Linked DNA regions of Mus musculus: region 1 is linked to region 2. The links are chromatin loops, found by intact Hi-C in ENCODE. Cell type or tissue: left cerebral cortex. All regions are shown on one strand. Links, peaks and the distances in the headings refer to the core of each region. The heading gives the core; the rest is flanking DNA. Region 1 holds the start of Tmem125 (transmembrane protein 125). Region 2 holds the start of Cdc20 (cell division cycle 20).

What was found. Hi-C counts contacts between places; a loop is a spot of excess contacts. Peaks named below come from ENCODE experiments on the same cell type or tissue, not always from the same donor. Only the 100,000 strongest peaks of a DNase experiment are listed, where the experiment ranks them.
Region 1: it touches region 2 in a loop (2.4-fold over the local background); 2 of 42 quality-filtered maps call a loop at or near these places.

Annotation. Positions count from the first base shown.
Region 1 is chr4:118,541,812-118,544,710 of GRCm38, reverse strand. Tmem125 (transmembrane protein 125) reads left to right here and starts at 985. Exons shown (of 4, transcript NM_172383.3): 1 at 985-1,111; 2 at 1,212-1,355; 3 at 1,951-2,110; 4 at 2,340-2,899. The coding sequence starts at 2,479. In left cerebral cortex, for the core only: a CTCF peak has its summit at 1,301; DNase peaks (open chromatin) are centred at 1,060, 1,391 and 1,969; H3K4me3 peaks cover 1,818 bases; H3K27ac peaks cover 1,758 bases.
Region 2 is chr4:118,435,862-118,438,709 of GRCm38, reverse strand. Cdc20 (cell division cycle 20) reads left to right here and starts at 1,367. Exons shown (of 10, transcript NM_023223.2): 1 at 1,367-1,769; 2 at 1,868-2,016; 3 at 2,104-2,200; 4 at 2,322-2,450; 5 at 2,545-2,741; 6 at 2,839-2,848. The coding sequence starts at 1,589. In left cerebral cortex, for the core only: a CTCF peak has its summit at 1,381; DNase peaks (open chromatin) are centred at 1,272 and 1,597; H3K4me3 peaks cover 1,440 bases.

The DNA of each region.
Region 1 (2,899 bases), core at 114-2,613, 110 kb before region 2:
AAGTTGGCCAGACTCGGCCAGAGAGAGGCCGGAGGTAGGTGGGGGACAGTCCAGCTGAAGGGCAAGGGCTTCTTTTGCCTTGTCAAGAGTTGTGAAACTTATCCAACTGTCCAGCTCCAGCTGTCTACCTGAAAGGCCTCTACCCACTCATGGGGCAGGCTAATCCTGCCACTCACTTGAGGCCTCAAGGAAAATAAACAAAGGGCTTATTGGGGGAAAGCCTAAGACAGAGCTGGAGCTAGGTTTGGGGTATCGCTGATGCTGGACGCTGGGGCTGAGGATACAGTGGGATTCAGAACTAAAGTCCAGAATCAGCTGGAATGAGGAGGTTTCAGGCCAGTTGGAACCTCCTACTGGCTCTCCTCCTGCCTCAGCCTCTCAGGGTGCAAAGATTGCAGGCCTGGCTGTAGATCTTCGGGGAGGGGCTGAAGGTAAAATTAAGTTGGAGTTGTGGGGTGGGCTAGGGCTCAGACTGGGGCAGAGGGCCAGCATTCTTTCCTCCTGCTGACCCAATCTGCATATTGTGTTTCAGACCTACCAGCAGCGGACAGAAGCCCCTCCCTTCCCAGGAATGTCTCAGCCCCACTGAAGTCGCAGGGCCACGTCAGCCAATTGGCTCAGGCCCTGCCCTGGAAACAGCACCTGTTAATCCCCCCCTCCTTCCAGCTCACCTGGGTGCAGGTTAGGCAGGTGAAGCGTCTCCCCGGAAACAGACCTAGAGCGCCCAACCTGCTGGGTCCTGCCTGCTCAAATCGGATTCAGCACAGCCAGGCGTCCCGTGAGTGCCCCATACGCCCCACCCCCACCTTTTTCACGGGTTCTACTACCGGGAACCTCCACCCACGCTGGGGTCGTTCCCCAATAGACGGTGTCAGCACCTTCAGATGAGCAAGCCACAGTCCTGAGGAATGCTGGGACAGACTCCGCCCACGGTCCCTCCCCCAACCACCCTTGGGGCGTGGGCATTTACCCCACCCACCTTGCGTGCCAGGCAACCTCTCTGCAAAGGGCAGAGCGGTCCCCTACTCTGTCTCGTTGGAGTAAAAACGTGGTCTCGGCAGTGTGGTCCATGTGGGTTCTGATTCACCCCGAGTCTCTCTGGCTCAAAAAAGTATGTTTTGAGCTCCTTTGCCCCGTGGGAAGTCTAAAAGGAGTATGTTAGATGACTTCTCCCACTCCTCAGAATTAACTTCTCTGTCCTCACTTTTCAGAAAAAGCCTCTAAGAGGTGAGCTGGGGCTTCCCTGCCCCACTCCCGTCCCTCCTGGACTCGCAGCTGACACCTACAGGATCGGTCTCTCCTGCTGCCGGAAGTTGGGTTCCTTGCCGGCAGTGCTAGCTTTATTTTTACCTGATGTGAGTCATGCCGCCTGTCTTGTAGGGAACAGGTTAAATGAGTAACACTGTTAGATCCCTCCCCACATTCCCACGATGGGAAGGACTAGGCTGCGGTTCAAATCCTGAGTCCTCCTTTTGCTGCCTTAGAGAACACGTGGAGCCGTTTAGCAGGGGATGGACCCGTGGGGAGCAGGCAGGTTCTGGATGAGCGCCGAGAACAGGACTGGATAGAGATATGTTTAGAGGCAAGAGACAGCCCCTGGGGCCATGGATTGGCAAAAGCAGAAGGCGCTGAGGAGCCCCCGGAGTGGGCCGAGAGGGAGGGTGGGTGGTAACAGCATCTTGAGAAAGGAACACAGGAGGAACAGGTTCAGGGTAAGATGAGGAATTTGGGTTGGGCCCTGTTGCATCAGAGACGACCAGCACTGGAAGGAGAGACTTGGAGCATGCGTCTTCTTTTGCCTGACGGAGATAGGGTGGAACTAGAGGAAGAACGGTGTTAGGGGTCAGATCCTGACCCACAGAGAAGGAAGGGTACAGCCCTATGAGAGAAGGGTCAGGCTCAGCCTGCTGGTTCCAGAAGGGTTAAGTCACCAGCCTCCCTTTCCCATAGCTTCCCCCACCCAGGACCCAGCAGTGACAGCTGAGGCCATGTGAGTCTGATCCTGAATGAGGCATTATCTCTGACAGTTTGTCCTGTCATCCACTGTGGCACCACCAGCTTCCTCCGACAGCCTGGATGGAACAGGCCACCGAGACAGCCTGTGTGAGAGGTCAGGAGCTGGGCAAGGGGATTCTCTGAAGGGGAAGGGGAGCTCTGTGGTGGAGGGAACTCTGTTGGGGTCAGGGGAGGTGCTTTGGCAAGGTGCAGTGCTAGGGTTGTAGCTCTTGGGAATAGGTCCTGAGGACCCCGGGGAAGATTCTTGGGGCCCTTCCCTGAGACTCCCAGATGAGGCTATAGGGCCAGATGGGTGGGAAATAACTTGTGATCCTGTCCTGCAGGTGAGGGTAACCATAGCCTGGACTAAGAAGAGGAGACTGGGCTTCTCGCTGGCAACCAGGTGATGGGGACACAGGGTCACGACAAACACCCTCTGAACCCTGACAGTGATCCTCTGTCCTGACCCTGCCTGACCAAGCCATGTCCCAGCAAGCCTCAGTGGGCAGGGGGCTGCCCCCAGATGTGCTGGCAGAGCAGGTGGAGCTATGGTGGTCCCAGCAGCCCCGTCGCTCCTTGCTCTGTTTCTCCGTGGCCGTGATCCTTGTGGCTGGCTGTGGGGCCGGTGGTGTGGCGCTGCTGTCCTCCACCAGCAGCCGATCCGGCGAATGGCGACTAGCCGTGGGCACTGTGCTCTGTCTGCTGGCCCTGCTGGTTCTGGTGAAGCAGCTGATGAGCTCTGCCGTGCAGGATATGAACTGCATACGCCAGGCCCAGCACGTGGCCTTGCTGCGCAGCGGCGGAGGCGCCGACGCTGTTGTAGTGTTGCTCAGTGGCTTTGTGCTGCTGGTCACTGGCCTGACCCTGGCTGGGCTGGCTGCTGCCCCGGCCCCGGCACGGCCAC
Region 2 (2,848 bases), core at 349-2,848:
CCTCATGCACACCTGATGCTGGCAGAGGCCAGGGAAGGCACTGGATCCCCTGGGACTACAGTAATAGATCTTGAATACCTATATTGGGCGCCGGGAACTGAACCCTAGGTAATCTGGAAGAGCATCTAGCGATAACAGCTAAGCCATCATCTTTCTAACCTCCTTTCCGCTTTAAAATAATTTATTTTTATCGGGGAGGAGGGGTGTGTTTGTGTGCCATCTGTATGCTGGTTCCATAAGAGGGCATCGATGCCCTGGAGCTGGAGTTAGAGGTAGTTGTGCGCTGCCTGACAAAACCAAATTTTCTTCCCGTGGAAGAGCAAGAAGTTCTAACTGAGGCATCTCTCCAGGCCCCAGACCTGGATTCTTACCAACCTCTTTTTATGACCTTGGGCTAATTTCTTGTATTGCACCTTGGTTTTTCTATCAGCATAACCAGGTTCTTGGCCCAGCGTGGTGGCACACGCCTTAAATTCCACCGCATCTCTGAGATCCAGGGCAGTTTTTTCTACAAGGTGAATTCCAGGCCAGCCCGGACTGCATAGTGAGACCCTTGTCTGAAACAAACAAAATGGGTGTCGCTCTGGCAGATTATGTGCAACGGGGGTAAGGAGATCTCTAGGTCTCTGAAGAATCCTAAGTCCCACGGGAGTCCTCCACAGGATGTGATGTCCCCAAGAACAGCCTAACCTAATCTTCACGACGAAAGGCTGGAATTCTGATCATTGTTTTGACACACACACCCCTTCCTCTCACTTTGTGTTTGCAGAACCCCACACTGGTCCGCATACTTCCTTCCTAGCAGGGTTTCAGGCGCCCTCCCCATTCAGACTGCCACCTCCCCACCGTCTCTAACCAACTGGGTCCTCCGGGTTGAGGTTGAGTTTCTCTCTCTCTCTCTCTCTCTCTCTCTCTCTCTCTCTCTCTCTCTCTCTCTCTCTGTGTGTGTGTGTGTGTGTGAGAGAGAGAGAGAGAGAGAGAGAGAGAGAGAGAGAGAGAGAGAGAGAGAGAGAGAGAGAGAGAATGTGTGTATGTGTGAACGTGTGACCTAAGTACCACCCACAGGCTTCGATGTGACCTTTCAAAGATTCCCAGATGCTCTAACTGCCGGGCCCAACCCAGAGAGATGGCCGGCAGAGAGCGGATCCCGAGGACTAACTGTGCGGGACCCGCCCCCGTGTTCCGATTCGGGCTCCGATTCGGGCAGGGACGAAGGCTCCCAGAGATGGGTTCGGGATTTCCTTCCAAATGCTTGGTCGTCGCACTCTCGTGAGATTTGCTCCCGGAAGACCCGGCCCTCTTCAGTGTAGCGACCAATCGGCAAGGGCGACGGTTAAGACAGTTGGGTTTTGAAGGAGCCAATGAACGCTAGCAGCGGAGAGTTTAAGAACAACAGTCCGGCGTGTCCTTAGCTTGTCTGGAAAAGAACGCGTTCGGCAGGCGCACTGACGCGCTGCGAGGAGCTGGGGGTTTGTGTTCGGGAGAGCTGAGTACGGAGAGGGACCGGGCTGCTGCGAGCTGTGGCAGGCGGAGCCCAGGAGCCCGGCGAGGATCGCGCTTGGTCGCCTTTCGCCCCGGTAGCGGTGCCATGGCGCAGTTCGTGTTCGAGAGCGATTTGCACTCACTGCTTCAACTGGACGCACCCATCCCCAATGCCCCGGTTGCGCGCTGGCAGCGCAAAGCAAAGGAAGCCACAGGCCCAGCCCCCTCGCCCATGCGGGCCGCCAACAGATCACACAGCGCCGGGCGGACCCCGGGCCGAACTCCTGGTGAGTGGGTGGAGGGAGCTGGAATCGCTGAGAGTCCGTCTTCATGCTCCCTCCGGGAGCCTCGTCAGGCTGTCTGACTTCTCTCTCCCTGCCCCCAGGCAAATCTAGTTCCAAGGTTCAGACCACCCCTAGCAAACCTGGAGGTGACCGCTTTATCCCCCAACGCAGTGCTTCTCAAATGGAGGTGGCCAGCTTCCTCTTAAGCAAGGAAAACCAGCCGGAAGACAGGGGGACGCCCACCAAAAAGGTATGATTCCACAGGGGTCATGAGACTTGAGGTGTCTGTCCCCTGGCTGATACCGGTCTTCCTCCCCTCACTTGCCGTGTATTTCAGGAGCATCAGAAAGCCTGGTCTCTCAACCTGAACGGTTTTGATGTGGAGGAAGCCAAGATCCTCAGGCTCAGCGGCAAACCTCAGAATGCCCCAGAAGGTAAGGAGTGAGTGACATCATCGAGGCTGGTGTCAGTCCTTCCTAAGGGGAGACATGTGGCTGCTTTTCCACATGTGGATGGGTATCAGTTTCCAAGTCTAGACCCACTCTCTTGCCACAGGCTACCAGAACAGACTGAAAGTACTGTACAGTCAGAAAGCCACGCCTGGCTCCAGCAGGAAGACTTGCAGATACATCCCTTCTCTGCCAGACAGGATCCTTGATGCCCCCGAAATCCGGAATGACTACTGTGAGTGCACTGTTGTCTTTGCGGATGGAGAAAGATGGCCTAGGAATGGACCAGTCCAACAAAGGACCTCATGTTTTCTTCCTTCCCCTGGCAGACCTGAATCTTGTAGATTGGAGCTCTGGAAATGTATTGGCTGTGGCACTGGACAACAGTGTGTACTTATGGAACGCTGGTTCTGGTGACATCCTGCAGTTGTTGCAAATGGAGCAGCCTGGAGACTACATATCCTCGGTGGCCTGGATCAAGGAGGGCAACTACCTAGCTGTAGGCACCAGCAATGCTGAGGTCCAGGTGAGCCTGGTTGCCTGTATTGTGGCTCTGTGGTCACTGGGCTCAGGGGGGAGCTTGCCCACCTTACATCTGTGACCCTGTGGTCATTCCTCTGCAGCTCTGGGATG